Linked DNA regions of Homo sapiens: regions 2 and 3 are each linked to region 1. Evidence: read pairs that join two places in POLR2A ChIA-PET (ENCODE). Cell type or tissue: CD4-positive, alpha-beta T cell. All regions are shown on one strand. Each heading gives the region's core, and the rest is flanking DNA. Links, peaks and the distances in the headings are about the cores only. Region 1 overlaps UNC45B (unc-45 myosin chaperone B). Region 2 overlaps SLFN12L (schlafen family member 12 like). Region 3 overlaps SLFN5 (schlafen family member 5).

The links. ChIA-PET counts read pairs that join two places held together with the same protein. Peaks named below come from ENCODE experiments on the same cell type or tissue, not always from the same donor. Only the 100,000 strongest peaks of a DNase experiment are listed, where the experiment ranks them.
Region 2: POLR2A ChIA-PET joins it to region 1 with 6 read pairs; 2 of 35 experiments call an interaction of 5 or more read pairs at or near these places.
Region 3: POLR2A ChIA-PET joins it to region 1 with 6 read pairs; 6 of 35 experiments call an interaction of 5 or more read pairs at or near these places.

What each region holds. Positions count from the first base shown.
Region 1 is chr17:35,158,491-35,165,701 of GRCh38, reverse strand. UNC45B (unc-45 myosin chaperone B) reads right to left here. Exons shown (of 20, transcript NM_001267052.2): 8 at 6,157-6,327; 9 at 1,536-1,707. Among named protein-coding and RNA genes, the nearest start is that of UNC45B, 14 kb to the right of the region's middle. RefSeq lists a silencer at 4,930-5,100. In CD4-positive, alpha-beta T cell, for the core only: no CTCF peak of the experiment used is centred there; DNase peaks (open chromatin) are centred at 4,071 and 4,681; H3K4me3 peaks cover 1,645 bases; H3K27ac peaks cover 3,077 bases.
Region 2 is chr17:35,472,066-35,479,276 of GRCh38, reverse strand. SLFN12L (schlafen family member 12 like) reads left to right here. Exons shown (of 5, transcript NM_001363830.2): 3 at 1-160; 4 at 1,092-1,202; 5 at 3,792-7,211. The coding sequence ends at 4,354. Among named protein-coding and RNA genes, the nearest start is that of SLFN13, 27 kb to the right of the region's middle. In CD4-positive, alpha-beta T cell, for the core only: no CTCF peak of the experiment used is centred there; no DNase peak of the experiment used is centred there.
Region 3 is chr17:35,253,322-35,260,532 of GRCh38, reverse strand. SLFN5 (schlafen family member 5) reads right to left here. Exons shown (of 5, transcript NM_144975.4): 2 at 831-1,882. The coding sequence starts at 1,842. Among named protein-coding and RNA genes, the nearest start is that of SLFN5, 14 kb to the right of the region's middle. RefSeq lists an enhancer at 2,621-3,820. In CD4-positive, alpha-beta T cell, for the core only: no CTCF peak of the experiment used is centred there; a DNase peak (open chromatin) is centred at 3,662; H3K27ac peaks cover 315 bases.

The DNA of each region.
Region 1 (7,211 bases), core at 1,830-5,829:
CATCCCAAAGTGCTGGGATTACAGGCGTGAGCCACTGTGCCCAGCCAGCTTTTTGCATTTTAAAGGATTTTTAAAAATATGTTGACAGAGACTTATCTGTCCCACAAATACTAAAATATTTACTCTCTGGCCCTTCATAGAAAAAGTTTGTTGACCCCTGGAATATAGAAAGGAAAAGCAGAGTAAAGGCAACGTCTTCACCCACCTAAGACTCACCTGGAGTGCTTTTAAGCATGCAGCTTCCTGAGCCACACCCCAAACTACCGAGTCAAGAGGGGATGTCTCAGAAATCTGAATAATTTACAAGTCTGGGAATCACTGCAATAAAGAATTAAAAGGTCATGCACTGGAGTCACACTGATGCTGGAGCACCAGTGAGGAGACTCAGGAACTGCAGCTGCTGAGGGTCCTAACCCCTGTCTAGCTCTGCAAAGCCACATGAGTCTTAGTCTTGAAAGAACCGGGCCTCCCTCCTTGACAAGCTGACATGTGTTCCTTTCAACCACAGAAGCCAGTGGTAGGTATAAAATATGTCCATGGCTGGGCAAGGTAGTTGATGCCTGTAATCCCGGCACTTTGGGAGGCAGAGGCAGGAAGATTGCTTGAGCTTGGGAGTTCAATACCAGCCTGGGAAACATAGCAAAACAAAAAATACAAAAATTAGCCAGGCGTGGTAGTGCACACTTATAGTCTCAGCTACTTGGGAGGCTGAGGCAGAGGCAGGAGGATCGCTTGAGCCCAGCAGGCTGAGGCTGCAGTGAGTCATGATCATGCCACTGCACTCCAGCCCGGGTGACAGAAAAAAAAAAAAATTAGCCCAGCATGGTGGCAAGTGCCTGTAGTCCCAGCTACCCTGGGAGGCTGAGGTAGGAGGATTACATGAGCCCAAAAGTTCGAGGCTGCAGTGAGCTATGATTGTGTCACTGCACTCCAGCGTGGGGAACAGAGTGAGACTCTGTCTCAAAAAATAAATAAAATAAAATATGTCCAAAAATATGTTGACACCCCTGCCTTCAAAAGCTGAAACCTAATTTCTTCCCCTTAAACATAGGTCAAACTTACTGACTTGCTTCTAACGAATAGAATGTGGCGGAAGTGATGACATGTGTCTTCTGAGGCTAGATAGAGAAGACATCTCCCTGCTGCCTTGCTCTGTCTTGGCTCTCTTACTGTGGCATGCCAGCGGCATGCAGTGAAGACGCTTCAGCAGGCTGCAGAGAGGTCTGCAGGGAGAGGAACCAAGGCCTCCCACCAACAGCCAGCACCAGTGTGCCAGCTGTGTGAGTCCACCATCTTGGAAGCATTTTCCAGCCCCAGTCAAGCCTCCAGATGGCTGCAGCCCCAGCCAGCATATGACTGTAACTTCATGAAAGACCATAAGCCAGAGCCACCCAGCCAAACCACTCCCAAATTTCTGTTCTGGTGTGAGATAATAAAACACTATTGTTTGAGCTGCTAAATTTTGAGATAATTTGTTACACAGCCATAGATAACCAAGACAGAGCCTGACCCTGTGAGGCCTCCAGGAAACTTACGTGATATATTCCTCACAGATCTTGCGGAAGTGATCGCGCTCCGGGTCACAGCGCAGGTCATCATAGAGCTTGTTGATGAGGATAGAGGCCAGCATGCGGGTGTTGTCAGTCAGGGGCAGGCAGGATGGCAGATCTGGAACCTGCCCCACAACCTTCAGGATCTTCCTCAGACCTGCAGGGTAGACAGTGGCAAGCCTAAGATTCCTGCTGGGCTCCATCCTCACACACACCCCTCACTCAGTGACTTGTTATCATCAGCTTCTCTCCAGCCCTGTCTGTAGAAAACATGTGGTTCATCCAGAATGAAAGGGCCTAGAATGGGGTCAAAGGACCCAGGTTATACACCTGACACTGCCCCCAGCTTGACCAATTCACCTCCCTCTAGGGGCCTCTATTTTCATGTGTACAAAATCAGGACTAGTCGATCTCAGAGGACTCTACCAGTGCTGACATTCCATGGGCTGATGTATAGTCTTCTCCAAATACTATTTCATATTCCCTTCCTCAAGCCTCAGCTTCTTCATTTGTAAAATGGGAATAATACTACCTACCTCATAAAGTTTGAGGGCTCAATGAGATAATGTATGGAAACTCTACTATCAATCCAGACACACTACTATGACTCAATAAATGTTTATTATTGAGTGTGTATTTATTAAGTATTTATTTAGTAAATGCCATATTTACATTTATGATGATGATGATGATGTCTTCTCATCTCTTCTGTTGAAAAATCTTCAATGGCTTCCTATTACCGTTGGGCAAATTCAACAGTCATGTCTTTGTTAAATAAATGAGCACCTTTGGGGTACTGGCTACCAAAATAACAGATACAACCCTGACCTCCAAAAGCTCACAATACAATAGGGAAAACTGACATATGAAGATTGCAATGAGATGTGATAAGTATAGAAGGGTAACACTGAAGATGAGGTGATTCACTTCAACAAAATAAGATCTGCAATTTATTCTGAGCACTTACTACGTGCCAAGAGCTTTATACACATTCACTTCATCTAATCCTAACAATAACCCTGCTGGTTAGGAATCATTATTTCCATCTTTCAGAGGAGAAAAACAAGACTTAGAGAAGTCAAGTAAGTTGCCCAGGACAAGTCAAGTAAGTTGCCCAGTGACATAGCAAGGACACGCTCCCAATCCCGTCTGATTTCAAAGCCTGTGATGTTAGCTGTTATACTATGTTGCCTCTGGGGCAACAGAGAGATGGATTTCGGAGCCAGGTTTTAGAGGTGGCTTGGAGCTGGTCAGACCTTGTGTAGTACAGGGAAGTGGGAGAAAGAACATTCCAGGTAAAAGCTGGGAGGCATGAAACTCTAGATGTTAGGAGGGAATTAAAAGTGCCTGGAACCAGCCTGGCCAACATGGCAAAACCCCGCCTCTACTAAAAATACAAAAAAATTAGCTGGGCATGGTGGCGGGCACCTGTAATCCCAGCTGCTTGGGAGACTGAGGCAGGAGAACTCAGGAGGTACAGGTTTCAGTGAGCCAAGATCACGCCATTGCACTCCAGCCAGGGCTACAAGGGCAAAACTCTGTCTCAAAAAAAAAAAGTGCCTGGAAGTGGCTTGGTGGCTCATGCCTGTAATTCCAGCACTTTGGTTAGGCCGAGGTGGGAGGACCACTTGAGCCCAGGAGTTTGAGACCAGCCCGGGCAACAGACCCATCTTCCCATATGAAAGAAAAAGAAAAAGAAAGCGCCTGGCAGTAAATTTTGTGCTATGTACATTTTACCACTTAAAGGAAAACTTCTGTTTCCTCCCTAAACTACTCCTACTCTCAGAGCTTACTTCTGACACTGGATGGGTGTCCTACAATTCAACGCTGACACTAACCACTTGGGGTTAGCACAGACTCCACAGGTTAAGGGCTCAATCCCACAAGACTACCCTCCTTCGGATGCCAGCCTCAAGTCCAAGTTGCCACCTGTGCTTCTGACTGGCCAACTATAAATCAGAGATTCCCATGACCCTCTCCCTCAGGTTTGATAATTTGCTAGAATGGCTCACAGAACTCAGAAAACCAGTTTAGTTACTAGATTACCAATTTATTATTTAAACAACAACAACAACAAAAACAGAAACTCAGGAACAGCCAGATGGAAGAGATGCAGAGGGCAAGGTATTGGCAAGGGGCGTGGCACTTCCATGCCCTCTCCAGGTAGCCATCCCTCCAGCACCTCCATGTGTTCACCAAATTGGGAGCACTTTAAGCCCCTTTGGCTAGGGATTTTTTTTAAATAGAGGCTTCATTATGTAGGCACGGTTGATTAAATCATTAGTTATTAGTGATGAATCCCACCTCCAGCCCCTCTCCCCTTCCTGGAGGTAAGGGGTGGGGGGCCGAAAGTTCCAATCCTGTAATTGCATGGTTGTTTCCCCTGGCAACCAGCCCCCATTCTGACATTCTGAGGTTATCTAGGGGATCCCAGCCACCAGTTATTACATGAGCATACAAAAAGATACTTATCACTTCAGAGGTTAGCTGTGTGCCAGGAAACAGCAGCAGAGACCAAATATGTGTATTTCTTATTATGCAACAAGCATGCATTTAAAAAGTGCTCAGTAGGGCTGGGGAGTAACAGGAAGTGCCTGATGAGCCAACACAGACTCCCCAGCCTGGGTCCTAAAAGCATCCCTCAAATGCCCCTCTCCAATCTCATCTCCCGGTCTCCCCTTCCATTCTTGCCCATGCCTTGAGCATCTCATTTCTCTTCTGTTCAAACACTCTAGACCTTCCTCCTGTCTATCTTTGCCCCTTCTCTCACCCAAAAGCTCACTTCGGGTTTGACATCCTGACAGCTCCCTTACCGTGCCTCCCAGCCCAGTTTGCACAACACATAACACCTCAACATTGCAGCTTTGTATTCGAATATCTGAATTTTTAAATCCACATTATTTTTACCCAAGTGCTGTCCATGTTGGTGCCCTTTACAAAAAGAACAGAATAAAAAATACTGCTCTCTACCTGTCCCATCCCATAACACGTGGATGAGCCTAGATCCTGGTGCTGAGAGAGAAGATCTGTTGTTAACGCTCACGTTTCATGACATATGTGGAGAAGACCAGAATGAGGCAGGGAGGAAGTGGGGTTTGGGCATTTAGCAGTAGGGTAATGTGTTAAAGTCTAAGCACTTGCACATGCACTTTGCTGAGGTCTATAAAAACCAAACAAGGGAAGTGCAATATCAAAAGACATTCTTTAAGCTGGGAAGAGCTGATCTGAATCTTTTAGAACAAGGTATAGTCTGTGTGTCATAAAACCTACGGAAGAATTTACCATAGCAGATCATGAAACCACAGGTATGATTCCTTAACAATCAAAGAAGTTGATTGAGGAGAGGGGTAACACCTCGGAGCTGACAAATTGAGTGACTGTCTGCTAGAACACATGAAAGGAAAATAAAATCTTGGCCCGGTGCCATGGCTCGCGCCTGTAATTCCAGCACTTTGGGAGGCCGAGGTGGGAGGATCACTTGAATCCAGGAGTTTGAGACCAGCCTGGGCAACATAGTGAAACCACATCTCTACAAAAGAAAAACATTAGCCCGGCATGATGGTTCGTGCCTGTGGTCCCAGCTACTCGGGAGGCTGAGGGGTAGGAAGATCACTGTAGCCCAGGAGTTTGAGGTTGCAGTGACTATGATCACGCCACTGCACTCTGGCATGAGCAGCAGAGTGAGACTCTGTCTCTAAAAAGAAATAAATAGATAGATACACAAAAATGAAATCTTGGGACCCCCAACTCCCTAAACCAAAGGAAAAAAATTAAGCTGAAAGCTGAATCATGGCAAGAAACTGCCTTTCCTTTTATTCCTAAGCAGATAGCTACAGATAAAAGGTTAAATATCTCCAAAGGTTTAATAAATTACTCTAGGGCTTAAATATGTCCATTCTATGTTCACCTTATCTTATGTAAAGTGATCATTTACTGAGCAGGAGACAAATATGTAATTGACTATTTGACTATTCCCCTACCTCCTCCTTTCTCTTCCAACATGTGCATTCATGTAATGTGACCACACCCTCCCTCTTTCCCCTCCAGGCTGTCTTTCCCCTTGAAATATTGAAGCCCTTAAAATCATCTTTGGAGAAAGGCTCAGACCACAGACTGTTTCTGTGATTCTGTGTTTCCTCTCTGCGGGGCATGTCCGTAATCTTGGCAAAATAAACTTCTAAATTGATTGAGACCTGTCTCAGATACTTTTGGGTTTACAAACATTCTCACTGTGCTTTATATAAACTATACTTGATGCAATTTCCTCCCTTTTGAAAGGCCTGTGAAGTATTTTACCAACCATGAGACTTCTGGAATTTTATCCTGTGGTTGGTGGAGTCCTTGTCCCCATTTGCTAGGTTGCTTCACCCACATGTTTTGGGGATGTGTTTGGGCACTTCCTGGGCATGTTCAGGCTCTGAATTCAGAGCCTTGACCTGCACCTTCACAGGCCCACTGGTGGATCCTGATGGGCCAATGCCTTTTCTCATCTTTTCAGTTAGAACTGAAGACCCCTTCAAGAGCCTCACATCTTCCATTTTCTGTTCAGTGCCCTGGTGCCCACTTAAAAGGCTTGAGCAAGCCCCAAACCTTCCCCTCTTCTCACCATTATCCACCACATAGATGGTACGTGAGTTGTCATGAATGGCAAGGTCCTTCCTGGGAACATTCTTATTGAGCAGGTTCAGCGCCTGATCCCTGCCCTGGCCAGACACCTTCTTGCTGACTAGCATGTCCAGCAGGTGGCTGGTGATCTGCTTCAGGTCCTTCTTGGTGTCTGAAGAAAAAGAGGACGGGGTAAGTAGAGAGGGGTAGGAAATCTCACATATATATGACCAAGAAGAGCAGCAGCTTCTAGACTCTGGAAGTACTGAATCCACTACTTCCTGAATATGTGAATTCCCAGGGGAGTATAGTGTTGCCCATCTCACCTGGAAAAAGGGAGAGAAATCCCTAGACAACACCCCCAAGTGGTCCTCCAGCCACCCTGAACCCTGACTTCTACAACAGCTCATTCCATCCTTGAGCAGTTCAGATTCTTAGAAAGTTCTTCACTCCTACCAGTGACTGGCAGAGATCCAGGGATGCTTTATGTGGTTTCTAATAAACTGATTTAATAAAATGCTTTCCAGAAGGGGAATTTGTACTTTTTAGGGACATTTCACTCCCCACAGATTCAGGCATGCTGGGAGCCTGAATTCAAGCTTTTGCCTGTGACGCCGGGACTTCCTGCCCACTGGTAGATCTTAAAAGGCAAATGCCTTTTTTTCTGATTTTGCCCTCCAAGATACTTAGAGATTTTTGTTCTCATTCTAGGATGGAGCCCAAAGGCAGGCAAACCAAAAAGTAAAGCTCTCCAAACCATGTCAGATAAATAACTGATGAAGGAATACAGCTCCATCGCCTAAAGAAGGAAAGATGTAAGCAGATGTGACAGTTCGTCTTCAGACAGAGGCATGTCATGAGAGTGAGATAACAGACTCCTTCTGTGAGGCTCCAGAGGGCAGACTTTGGACCAGAGGCAGATGGAAGCTACAAGGGGATAGAGTGGAAATCAATATGTGGAAGAATTTTGTAGCAGAGATGTTCAACCCAAGGAAGTCATGGAAGATTGTGAATTGGTGTCTCCCTGGGAAACACGACACTCATTATAAATGCTCT
Region 2 (7,211 bases), core at 1,806-5,805, 310 kb before region 1:
GATAAAGGAAGGCTTTGTGGATATGTGTATGCACTCAGAGTGGAACGCTTCTGCTGTGCAGTGTTTGCTAAAAAGCCTGATTCCTGGCACGTGAAAGATAACAGAGTTAAGCAGTTGACCGAGAAGGAATGGATCCAGTTCATGGTGGATTCAGAACCAGGTTGAGGAAGGAGGATTGGCAATAAGGATACCTTTGGCTTGGGTGGCAGGAAGGTTTTATTGTATCTTTGGGATTAGGGACAAGATTAAAAGTCTTCAAATTTCAACATCTCTGGTGGATACAACCAATACTTCCCTGCCTCTTGTTTTCTTCTGCACACTTAGAAGATAGATATTCCATACAATAACTAAATATCTACTCTTAGTAGCCTTATCTGATGCAAAGATTCTAGATGTTTCTTCTCTACCATTTCTTTACTCACTTTCAAGGAAAGCCTGTTCAATTCTTTTCGTTTTTCTTTCAGGGCTCATTTTCTGTAACTAACCATTGCTTTCTTTTGGGAACACTTACTCTTTTACTTGCTTGCTCTTTCATCTTTCTTTACCCACTTTCCATTTATTTCCTGTAAAGACTTCCCCTCTTCCTCTCACATTTATGAGCCAAAGAGTAACCTAAATTGTACCAATAAGAGAAGAATAATGCTGATATTTTATCTGGTTTTGGAAAAGGAAAGCCTCCAGTGAGATTAGACCAGAACTAGCAACTTACAAAATCTCTGAAAATGCAAACTTGTTCCTCAGAATCTGCATAAAACCCAGTTTTCCTTCACTAGCCATCACATTCTTCTAATTTTAACTTGTTTTAAAATAAACTCAGTTATATGGCAATGTATTAAATTGCTATCAATGCATTTTTACTGTTAATTTTCCTTCCAAGTATAGAGTGTTTCAGCAGCATCAAGAGTTAATTTTACAATTTGTATCTGACCTAGGAATCTAACCACAATATGTAACCACAATATCTAATGTTCTGTATTGGGAATGCAGGATCAGTTCTAAGTAGACGTTTGGTATACTGTGCATTAGTTAGCTTGAGTCTCTCCCATGCCAAATTAAGAGCGTGATTTTTGTTTTCTAACATTATTCCATAGTATGTGAGGAACTGCCCTCTCCAGCAAGTACATCATCACCTGTCTCCCAGAGTTATCCTCTTCGTGAATATATTAACTTCAAAATTCAGCCACTGAGATATCACCTTCCAGGTAATTTAATTCTGGCTTCCGTGGAGTTGTTGGTGTAACTGTGTTCAAACCTCCTTCTCTTCAAACCAGCTCTGTCTTGATATTTGTTATGGAAGCACATTCTTTTGTTTATGGAAATTCTTTGGTGTTTTTAGTCATTGAATTTGTCAAATTCTATTTCTTTAGGTGCCTAAGTAGGGGTAGAATTGTTCGTTCAGGCAGTGTGTGAATATTTAAGTAATAAGATAATGTCAAATTATTTCCAAAGTAGATAGCTCACTTTACTTCCACCAGCAATATATTGGAAATGCCACATCTTTTCCAATGCCAGACTTCTCTCTTCATCTTTCTACTTGAACTTCTTTTCTCTTGAACTTCTTTTCTTCCTCAGTCAAATCGGTATTTATTTGGGTATATACATGGAAGAAAATATCTCCCATAGAAGATATTTTATCTTCTATGAAGTGGCGATTCTGTCTTTTGCTCATTTTTGTAATAGGCTTTATCTTTTTCTTACTGATTTCTAGGAGCAATTCACAGATTCTAACATAAAATCCTCGTTTAGTCACAGATAGTACAGATTTCAGACGTCTTCTCCAAGTTCATGACTTGCATTTTCTCTTTTCCCAAGGCATATTCTCCCTAGCAGTTTTAAATTGGATATAGTCAAACTTGCCATTTAAAAATTTTGTGGTTTAGTGCTCTTTGTGCCTTGTGTAAGAGATCCTTCCCTACCCCGGGGTTATAAAGATATTTCTGTTTATTTTCTTTTAAAAATTTTAAAGTTTTGCACTTAACATTTAACATTTAAATATGTAATCCACATCCATAAACGGTGATGTAGGGGGCTATTTCATTTTATCCCATGTGGATAACCACTTTTCCTAGATCCAGTTACTGAAAACTCAGTTTCACCTGCTGATCGCCACCTCTGGGATATTACTGCATACAACTGACCCTTGAACAAACTGGGGCTTAAGACCACCAAACCCCTGATGATTTTTATCCATTGATTTCAATTTTCTGAGCCTGTAAGAGGATCAGGACATCTTCATCTTTTCACCTATTTTATTTTTGGGGGGTTTTAAAAAAGATGTAACAGTTATTTTAAAGTCCCTCTTTGATGACTCCAATGTCTGAAGCACTTGCCAGTCTTTTTCTATAATCCAGTTTTTCTCTTATTTTCTAGTAATTTGTTCTGATTTTTATCCTGTCTCTTAATTTTGTATAGTATTATGGATTACAAATTGTAGAGACTTTAGTAGATGTTACATTTCTTCAGATAGGGTTACACATTTTTTTTTTTTTTGGCAGACAGAACACCAGTGATAACTTTTACTCTTTTGAAGTTTTGTTTTATGCTTTTCTAGGTATAGTAGCTTTTAATTTTGCACTAATTACTAGGTCATGGCTCTTCTGGGGTCTTAAAGTCTGGGGTATTTACCAAGACCCTTCTACTTGGCTGGGAGTTGAATTACAATTTGTGTTTCCTGAGCACCGTGAGGCTGATGAAAGTGATGTTCAGCTCTTTAATCTCCCAGTTGATCAGTTGATATTTTCTCCTTCCTTCCTTCTTTCCTTCCTTCCTTCCTTCCTTCCTTCCTTCCTTCCTTCCTTCCTTCCTTCCTTCCTTCCTTCCTTGCTTTCTTTTCTTTCTTTTTGTGACAGGGTTTCACCATATTGCCCAGGCTGGTCTCAAACTCCTGGGCTCAAGCAATCCACCTGCCTCGGCCTCCTAAACTGCTGGGATTACAGGCATAAGCCACCACACCCAGCCCTAGTTGATATTTTCTTCTGTGTTTCTAGCATCTCACCTGTATTAGCCAGTGAGTTGAGGGAAATTTGTGGGTAGATTTTGGCTTCTTCTCTTCAGTTTCATCTTCTCTGGGATTTTGTTTCTGAAATCCCAGCTCCTCTGGCAGCCCTGAAGTCTGACCTCTGTTTTCTTTAGCCCAGTAAAACTGCTGATTTCTGCATGGGCTCTATTTACCCATGCTGTGATATGGAAAATCTCCTTAGGGAAAAAGCAGAGGTGAATGTGAAGCTACTTCCTGTGATTCTTCTGTATTAAAGATTGTAGCCCTTTAAGTCCTGCTTGTATTGGTTGCTCTCCAGTCCTTTAAATTATAGTTTTATGATATATATATATACATATATATAAATTTAAAAAAATATATATATATGTAGAATTTTTTTGAGACAGAATCTCATGCTGTTGCCCAGGCTGGAGTGCAGTGGCATGATCTCAGCTCACTGCAGCCTCAACTTCCTGGGCTCAAGTGATCCTCCCACCTCAGCCTCCCAAGTAGCTGGGACTACCAGCATGCACTACCATGCTTGGCTAACTTTGTAACCTTTTTGTAGAGAAGAGGTCTTACAGTGTTGCCTAGACTGGTCTTGAACACCTGGGCACAAGTGATCCTCCTGCCTCTGCCTCCCAAAGTGTTGTTATTACAGGTGTGAGCCACCATGCCTGGCCCTGATACACTTTTACATAGCTTTTATAGTTGCTTTTGGTGGGAGAATTAATCTAATACAAGCTGCTTTGTATCCATGGCTTAAGTTGGAAGTTCTCAGTCTTTTATAATTTATCATTATTTCCCCATCTAGGGCTATCAGAAAAGATAACTTGTGCTCCAAAAACCTTCTGCAGAAATCTGTTCTCACAACATGAAGGACTTAAGCAATTAATATGTGAAGAAATGGGCTCTGTCAATAAGGGCTCACTGATCTTCTCTAGGAGCTGGTCTTTGGATCTGGGCTTGCAAGAGAACCACAAAGTCCTCTGTGATGCTCTTCTGATTTCCCAGGACAAGCCTCCAGTCCTATACACCTTCCACATGGTACAGGATGAGGAGTTTAAAGACTATTCTACACAAACTGCCCAAACTTTAAAACAGAAGCTGGCAAAAATTGGTGGTTACACTAAAAAAGTGTGTGTCATGACAAAGATCTTCTACTTGAGCCCTGAAGGCAAGACAAGCTGCCAGTATGATTTAAACTCGCAAGTAATTTACCCTGAATCCTACTATTGGACAACAGCTCAAACAATGAAAGACTTGGAAAAGGCCCTTTCAAATATCTTACCTAAGGAGAATCAAATCTTTTTGTTTGTTTGTTTGTTTCGTTTTTGTTTGTTTGTTTGTTGGTTTGTTTGTTTTTTCTTGAGATGAGTCTCACTCTGTCACCCAGACTGGAGTGTAGTGACACGATCTCGACTCACTGCAACCTCTGCCTCCTGGGTTCAAGCAATTCCCTGCCTCAGCCTCCCGAGTAGCTGGGATTACATGTGCCTGCCACCACACCTGGCTAATTTTTTTTTTTTTGTATTTTTAGCAGAGATGGGGTTTCACCGTCTTGGCCAGGCTGGTCTTGAACTCCTGACCTCGTGATTCAACCCCCCCCCCCGGTCTCCCAAAGTGCTAGGAGTACAGATGTGAGCCACCGCGCCCGGCTGGAGAATCAATTCTTTTATAGACCAATTAGCCTTTGACATTTCCAGCATCTCCCAGATAATCAGTATAGATAAGGATGTTTAAATCTTGTCCAAGGCTCACTTGAATCATGGAAGATGGACTGGGCTACAGAGATATTTTTCATTATATATTTGGTAACATTCTCTAATTCTCTAAAAATACGTCTTTGAAAACATTGCAAGTTAGGCAACTTGACGTGATGTTGGAAAACTGGGATTAGCCTATGTTCGCTTCTTCCTAAGTTCTTTATAGATATTCCTTAAGGGAAATTAGAAAAATTAATTACCTACACATGTTTTGCCATACCAAGATGTCATTTGACTATAAAGGAAATATCAGACATTCTTATCCAATGGACATGGAAAACATAGTTCTCTAATATCTTCTTGAAAACTATATTGCAATGAAATGCAGCCAATGAAGAGATGAATCAAAATGGAGAACTTGCCGAGTTGGATGGATCACTTGAGGTCAGGAGTTGAAGACCAGCCTGGGCAACATGGTGAAACCCAGTCTCTACTAAAAATATAAAAATTAGCCAAGTGTGGTGGCACACACATGTAGTCCCAGCTACTCGGGAGGCTGAGGCATGAGAATTGCTTGAACGCAGGAAGTGGAGGTTACAGTGAGCCAAGACCACACCACTGCACTCCAGCTTGGGCAAGAGAGCAAGACTCTGTCATCTCTATGCAAATAAACTAGAAAATCTAGAAGAAATGGATAAATTCCTGAACACATGCAACCTCCCAAGACTGAGCCAGGGAGAAGTCAAATCCCTGAACAGGTCAATAACAAGTTCTGAAATTGAGGCAGTAATTACTAACCAAAAAAAGCCCAGGACCAGACAGATTCACAGCTGAATTCTACCAGAGGTACAAAGAGGAGCTGGTACCATTTCTACTGAAACTATTCCAAACAATAAAAGAGGAAAGAATCCTGCCTAACTCATTTTATGAAGCCAGTATCATCCTGATACCAAAACCTGGTAGGGACACAATAAAAAAAGGAAAACTTCAGGCCAATATCCCTGATGAACATCATTGCAAAAATCATCAATAAAATACTGGCAAACCGAATCCAGTGGCATGTCAGAAAAGCTTATCCACCACGATCAAGTGGGCCTCATCCCTGGGATGCAAGGCTGATTCAACAAACACAAATCAATAAATGTAATTCATCACATAAACAGAAACAATGACAAAAACCATATGATTATCTCAATAGATGCAGAAAAAGACTCTGACAAAATTCAACATCCCTTTATGTTAAAAACTCTCAATAAACTGGGTATTGATGAAACATATCTCAAAACAATAAGAGCTATTCATGACAAACCCACAGCCAATATCATACTGAATGGGCAAAACCTGGAAGCATTCCCTTTGAAAATTGGCACAAGACAAGAATGCCCTCTCTCACCACTCCTATTCAACATAGTATTGGAAGTTCCGGCCAGGGCAATCAGGCAAGAGAAAGAAATAAAGGTATTCGAATAGGAAGAGAGGAAGTCAAATTGTCTTTATTTGTAGATGAGATGATTTTATATCTAGAAAATCCCATCATCTCAGCCTCCAAATTCCTTAAGCTGATAAGCAACTTCAGCAAAGTCTCAGGATACAAAATCAATGTGCAAAAGTCACAAGCATTCCATTACACCAACAATAGACAAGCAGAGAGCCAAATCATGAGTGAACTCACATTCACAATCGCTAAAAAGAGAATAAAATACCTAGAAATACAGCTAACAAGGGATGTGAAGGACCTCTTCAAGGAGAACTACAAACCACTGCTCAAGGAAACAAGAGAAGACACAAACAAATGGAAAAACATTCCATCCTCATAAACAGGAAGAATCAATATCATGAAAATGGCCATATTGCCCAAAGTAATTTATAGATTCAATGTTATTCCCATCAAACTACCATTGACATTCTTCACAGAATTTCATATGGAATCAAATCAGAATTAAATGAAATTAAATTTCATATGGAATCAAAGAAGACCTTGTATAGCTAAGATAATCCTAAACAAAAAGAACAAAGCTGGAGGCATTATGCTACCTGACTTCAAACTACACTACATGGCTACAGTAACCAAAACAGCATGGTACTGGCATAAAAAGAGACATATAGACCAATGGAACAGAACAGAGACCTCAGAAATAACACCACACATCTATAACCATCTGATCTTCTACAAACTTGACAAAAACAAGCAATGGGGAAAGGATCTTCTATTCAATAAATGGTGCTGGGAGAACTGGCTAGCCATATGCAGAAAACTGAAACTGGATCCCTTCCTTACACCTTATACAAAAATTAACCCAAGATGGACTAAAGACTCAAACTGAAAACTGAAACTGGATCCCTTCCTTACACTTTATACAAAAATTAACTCAAGATAGATTAAAGACTTAAATGCAAAACTCAAAACCATAAAAACTCTAGAAGAAAACCTAGGCAATACCATTCAGGACATAGGCATGGGCAAAGACTTCATGACAAAAACACCAAAAGCAATTGCAACGAAAGCCAAAGTTGACAAACGGGATCTA
Region 3 (7,211 bases), core at 1,331-5,330, 95 kb before region 1:
GGCTGGTCTCAAACTCCTGACCTCAGGTGATCTGCCCCCCTCGGCCTCCCAAAGTGCTGGAGTTACAGGCATGAGCCACCGTGCCCAGACTGTTTTTATATTTTTAGAATGCTACTTTTTAAAGAAAAATGATGAGAAGATGCAAAGGCCAATGGATATAGACACCTGAGCAGATTCTGAGGTGGACTTTGTTTTTTCTGGACCTTTGAAGAAGTTACTATTGGTTTTCTCTGTCTAATTTTATCTCAGGCTTTCCTTTTCCAGGATAGATGCATGTCACCAACCATCCTCTGGCTTATCACGTACCGGCTCCCCAAAGGAAAAATGGGAAAGCAGAGCGAAAGCCGTGATTTGGTCATATTTTGGTTCAAAAAATGGAAGTGGGCAGTGAGAAAGGGTGAATATTTAAGAAGGGAAAGTCAGAGGAAAGTGGCAGTAAATTAAAGTGGACACATCTGTACATGTGAAAAAAAGAAATTTCCTAAATAATTAAATGCAAGCTCATAATTGAAAAATAAGAGGCTTGACTATGAACATAAGAAAGGATGTGAAAATTGAAATAACTAGGTCAAACAGCCCCCTGCACCAGCCTTTAATGGGGCTACTAGCCAGGGCATCTGTTGAATGAAGACTATTTAAGATGGCAGAAGAAAGGAAGGGCAATAATCCACGAACTACATCTACAGGGATTAATAAGTCAGACAATTGCAAATCAGAGAGTAAATCTCTTTCCCCAGATTCCAAGGAATACCATATCCCTCTTTCCTCTCTGACCCGCCCTGCCTTGCTGCCAGCAAACATTACAACCATTGTGGATATTGCTCCCTAACCTGGGTCAGCTTCCATCATCCAAGCAGTCCATTCTCTTGTGGGCAATTGTCTCACACGGTTGTCCTTCACCTGCCAGGAACTAGGCACTTTGGCAAACACCGCACAGCAGAATTTCTCCACCTTGATTGCACAGACATATCCACGGAGGGCCCCCTTATCATGCACTTCAAGGAAGTTAAGGACATATTTTATCTCAGGCCTCTGTGTGCAGAAATGATGGACAGGTAGCTTCTTAATACAGCCATCAATAGAAGCCCTCAAGCTCGTAAGGTCTATTTTCTCTTTTTCACATCCAATCACTTGACAAGTCTCATCATGCACACCAAAAAATACATATCCTCCTTCAGTATTTGCAAATGCAGAAACACACTTCGGAAGTCTGTCTTTAACACAGTGTGACACGTCTGTCGAGAACATTACAAATTCAACATGTGTGGACTCAGGAAGGTTGAGTTTTTCCAGATACTGAAGCCGCTTTCTATCAAATAAAGCAGCAGCTGACACATTTATGTTACCTTCATATTGTACACTACCCTGAGCTGCCTGTGGACCTAATGAATTGGAAACATTAATATTCGTTGGAGTCTGAGTCCTGCATTTGAGGAATGCCAGAGCTTCCTGAGAATCCATGACATCGGTGGATGTTCTCTCTCTGTGGTACAAATTGGAGCATAAGGTAGCAAGTGGCACACCAGCCTCTGTGTTCCATGATTTCACAAAAATCAAAAAGTGGTTTTCCTTCTGCATCTTATCTAAATGGCTTCTGAAAATTGGAGGCACATCCAATCCTACTCCATGACGTTCATAATTGTAGCCTTTGTTCTCAATCTCAGCCTTGATTATGCCCCCACCAGAATTCAGCAGAGCACATACTGCTCGCAGGATGATTTCATTCTGTTTCTCCCGCAGGCGAGGGTCCATCTCCTGCCTCTGCTGAGTCCCAAGGGTGACTTTTCCTGCATCTACAACACACTCAGGAAAGTTTGTATCCACATCAATCCTAAGACTCATCTTCTCAGCACTTGGCCTATTCCTATCCTGAAATGTTCTCCTGAAAAACAGAAAGATAGAACCATTAGAACAGGACAAGAATAGGAGAGGCAGGAAAACCAACAGATTAAGGCCATCCTACTGAGGTTGGTCCCTTCATTTATTCCTGATATGATTTGACTGTGTCCCCACCCAAATCTCATCTTGAATTGTAGCTCCCATAATTCCCACATGTTGTAGGAGGAAGCCGGTGGGAGATAATTGAGTCATGGGGGGCAGTTTCCCCCATTTTGTTCTCATGGTAGTGAATAAGTCTCACGAGGTCTGATGGTTTCATAAAGGGTTTCCCCTTTCACTTGGCTTTCATTTCTATCTTGCCTGCCTCCATGTAAGACGTGCCTTTCACCGTCCACCGTGATTGTCAGGACTCCCCAGCCATGTGGAACTGTGAGTCCATTAAACCTCTTTTTCTTTATAAATTAGTCTCAGGTATGTCTTTAACAGCAGTGTGAAAATGGATGAATGAAATTCCCACATAGCTTGAGGTCAGATTTATACATGAATTAAGCTTGTAAGGTGAGTTGAGGAGCTGAGTCTGCTGGAAGCACACCACCACCACAGAAATGACCAACAGGTTATATTTATGCTGTGTATTTAGTAACTATCTGCCAAGTTCTCAAAGTGGCAGAGTCTCGCAGGTCACCTGCAGAAAATAGAAAATTTTACATTGATATTTGTGGACTGGAGCTGGAAAGCAATGAGAAAGCTTTCGTGGTCAGAAGTATCTCTGGGGTGTGCTAATATTTATTGTTTTTCTTGATTCTTTGTCTTTCTCCTCTCCCTGAGACTTGGGCAATTTTCAGATTATTTTGTAGCCTAATATTGGGAGGGGACACATCTGATTGAGTTGGCAACCTGTCATTGTTGCTATGGAACAGATACATAGCAACGACGTCAGCTTCCCCTAATCCAAACGGTTTCCATCTTGTCAAAAAAAAATCATATATATACATCCTAGCTGTGTTTCTGTGAGCAGGGGCATTTTCAGTGACAAGGGGCATAGGCAAGACTGAGCCCAACATCTCAGCACCAGGCTGCAGTTATTCAGCTTGCTCCATAGTAACTCCACAAGACATCAAGCACTAGTGCAAAAAAAAAAAAATTGCTTTACTCCAGCGGGAACAAAGGATCTGAGATCCAGTAGATAATAAATCATGAGTACACAATGTAAACATTGGCAAAAGAGCTCAAGTTTTTGTTGGGGTGTTGCCAGGAAAAGCCACCTGTCCGGCTGCCAAGAATTGCCACTGGAATGGCAGGTCCTTGGTGAAATTAATTGTATCTAAGACCTAGTCTTCGACATGTCAGGACCATAAAATTAATCTTTTTAGGACCCCAAAGTTCCCTTCTGAGGGAAGGTGATTTCGTACCCCAAACTCAAAACAGAAATAGCTGAGTCACAGTGATACTTGATTACTGTTCAGTGGGAAATGTAAATATGGGGGAGCTCAGGTGTTTATTTCAAAGCATCTCATTCCTTCCTGTAGATTTAGAGCAGTGGTCCCCAGGATCAGTTTCTTGGAAGACAATTTTTTCACGGATGGGGGTTGGGGGTTGGTGAGGAGATGGTTTCAGGATGGCACTGTTCTACCTCAGATCACCAGGCATTAGTTAGATTCTCATAAGGAGTGCGCAGCCTAGATCCCTCACATGCACAGTTCACAATAGGGTTCATGTTCCTATGAGAATCTAATGCCACCGCTGATACGACAGGAGGCAAAGCTCAGGCGGTAATGCTCACTTACACTCACCTCCTGCTGTTCAGCCTGGTTCCTAACAGGCCACAGTCAGGTACTGGTCCAGGGCCAGGGGGACCCCTGGTGTAGAGTATGTGAAGCCAGATTTCAGAAGGCTGCTTGATAAGCATGAAATCAGATCAAAAGAGGCTTTTTATGACCTGATTGACCTCAGTATCCACAATTTCATGCAGCTGTGCCACAAGGCAATCACTAAAAGGAAGGTGGCATCGTGTAATAGTAAATCACTTGGGCTGTGGAATGAGGAAACCCTGAGTTCAAACTCCCAGTATTTGCCAGCTTTGTGTCTTTAGGAAAATTGTTTTAACCTACTTGCATATACTCTGAAACAGGTGTAAAAGAACCAAACTGGTAGTGTTTTGTGAGATTAAAACAGAAAAAAAAAAGCAGATATCCTGGAGAGATGAACAAGAATTTTCAAAGGATTGCTGTTCAAAATAGCAAAAAATTGGAAATACACAGTAATAAAGTCATTCTCAATATGGAAAATGACATCCACTTTCACTATTACATGCACTATTTTGTTTTGTTTTTTGAGATGGAGTCTACTTCTTGTTGCCCAGGCTGGAGTGCAGTGGTGTGATCTCGGCTCAGTGTAAACTCTGCCTCCCAGGTTCAAGCGATTCTCCTGCCTCAGCCTCCCGAGGATCTGGGACTACAGGTGCCTGCCACCATTCCCGGCTAATTTTTGTATTTTTAGTAGAGACAGGGTTTCACCATGTTTGCCAGGCTGGTCTTGAACTCCTGACCTCCGGTGATCTGCCCGCCTTGGCCTCCCAATATACTGGCATTACAGGCGTAAGCCACCGCGCCCAGCCTACATGCACTATTTTGAATGAACTCTAAGAATATAATGTTGTAAAAAATACACAAACCACAGAATACATCTATTATGATTCCATTTATATGAAGTTCAAAAACAGGTAAAACTAAATAATGTGTTATTTAGGGAGACATATATAGGTAGTAATATCATAAAGAAAAGTAAGGAAATAATAGAACATTCAAAATAGTGGCTACCTCTGTTTGGGGAGGAAGAGGGTGGAATTAGGGAGACAGAGAAATAGGGGAGAAATATACAGGAAGCTTCTTAGCTTCTAGAAATGTATTTCTTAATCTGGAGTGAATACATGTGTGTTTATTTTAATATTTTTTTAACTATGTAATAAAGTTTTATTCTCTGTTGTATGTGTGGTATACTTTACAATAAAATTATCCCAAAATGAAATGAGTTTTCATTTTTTTTCCCAGGCACTGTTATACAAGTACAAGCTTTCTGCTCAGGCAGACAATGGTTCCCTGCAGGACTCCATCCATTGTTCCATGTATGTCTTTTCATCTCTAGTTAAAGCCCTAAGGCTCTACCTCCCAACTCTGAGAGACACACAGATTAGATTAGATTCCGCTAAAACACCCATGCGTATGCACATGTGCGCACGCATACACACACATATCATGGTAGTCATTTTCTAAAAGCAGATTCAGTGTTTTCTATGTTGTTTTTATTTCAACTTACATTTTTCCCAGCAGTAAAAGTAATATGTGCTCAATGTGTCAAAGAAAGAAAAACCAAAGGCAGAATTAAAGAAAAAGAACACTTATAGATTCACCATTTAAAGATTTAGCATTCTAATGCATTTCCTTCAGCACTTTTCTCTAAATATTTTTGTGTTGTTGGTTTGCAGAGCCATTAACAATAAGATTTGTCTTTTTTAACATCATTAATCCTTTTTCTAATTAGAAGAATAACAGGAGATTCTAACTTAAGAATCCCAAGAAAGATGTCTGTACCTCCTTCACCCCTCATAGATTATTGAAAAACAATAGTGAGTTTTTTAAAATCCAGAAATTTATTTATTTATTTATTTTGATTTTTTTGAGACAGAGCCTCGCTCTATTGCCCAGGCTGTAGTGCAGTGGTGTGATCTCAGCTCACTGCAACCTCTGCCTCCTGGGTTCAAGTGATTCTCCTTCCTCAGCCTTCTGAGTAGCTGGGACTACAGGCACAAGCCACCATGCCCAGCTAATTTTTGTATTTTTAGTAGAGACAGGGTTTCGCCATGTTAGCCAGGCTGGTCTCGAACTCCTGACCTCAGGTGATCCACCCGCTTCAGCCTCCCAAATTGCTGGGATTACAGGCGTGAGCCACCACGCCCGGCCGAAATCCAGAAATTTAAACCTCAACATGTACGCAGAAGGAATGCCAAGTGCACTGAAAACTTGAGCAGGGAAGTTGATGACACCAAAATAGAATGCCTGCAGTAATGGATGCTGGGCATTGCTGGCAAAATTTGAAGTTCTCTGAAGTAGGAAGAAAAACAGTGACTCATGCATGATTACAGAACCCTGTGTCGTAAGAGTTGGCACTGTGAACTGAGATTTCAGATTTCATGCTCTCTGGACACTGTCTTTGCCCTGCCCCCTGCATTTCTTCCCTCAAAAAAGTGGATGCAGGAAACAAGAGATTCAACAAGGAAAGGAAGTTTAAAAATCCCCTGGATGTTTGTGAAGGGAGGTCTGGGAATAACAGCTGCAGAGCAGGCCTACAGATCACAGGCAAAACTGCACAACAGAGCAGCAGGCTTCGGTGGACAGAGCCTAAGACCATGCAATTGACAGATCACTTAGTAAACTGAGAGGGTGGAGAGTAGGGGATGAATTGGTCATAGGCACTTAGGAAGACAGACAAATACAAATATAAGACAATAATGCTAAGTTAAAATAAAAAGTAGTATAGTAAATAAAAGATAACCATAAGGCATTATTTGGCACCGTTGTAAATAAAGTCCTAGTCATGATAATATAAACTCCGAATATTGTTCTGATAAAAAATGATGATATAAGATATAGTTGTATTGGCAGGATGTGGAGAAGGAAGGCATAGGATAAGAAGTGTTGGCCAGGCACAGTGGCTCATGCTTGTAATCCCAGCACTTTGGGAAGACAAGGTGGGCGGATCACCTGAGGTTAGGAGTTCAAGACCAGCCTGGCCAACACAGTGAAATCCCATCTCTACGAAAAATACAAAAATTAGCCAGGCAAGGTGGCATGCGGCTGTAGTCTCAGCTACTCAGGAGGCTGAGGCACAAGAATCACTTGAGCCCAGGAGCTGGAGATTGCAGTGAGCTGAGATCATGCCACTGCACTCCAGCCTGGGTGACAGAGTGAGACTCCATCTCAAAAAAAAAAAAAAAAAAAAAAAAACTGTTAGCTATACTCAGGCCAGGCACAGCGGCTCACACCTGTAATTCCCCCATTTTGGGAGGCCAAGGTGGGAGGATTGCTTGAGGCCAGGAGCTTAAGACCAGCCTGGGCAACATAATGGGATAACGAGTTCTTATCTCTTCAAAAACCAAAACACCAAGCATGGTGGCATGCACCTGTAGTCCTACCTACTTGGGAAGCTGAGGTAGGAGGATCTCCTGAGCCCAGTGGATTGAGGCTGCAGTGAGCCAAGATCATACCACTGCACTCCAGCCTGGGCAACAGAGGGAGACCCTGTCTCCAAAGATTTAAAAGAGAGAGAGAGAGAGAGTGCTATACAGTCATCTTCCAGAAATAAACAGTATCTTT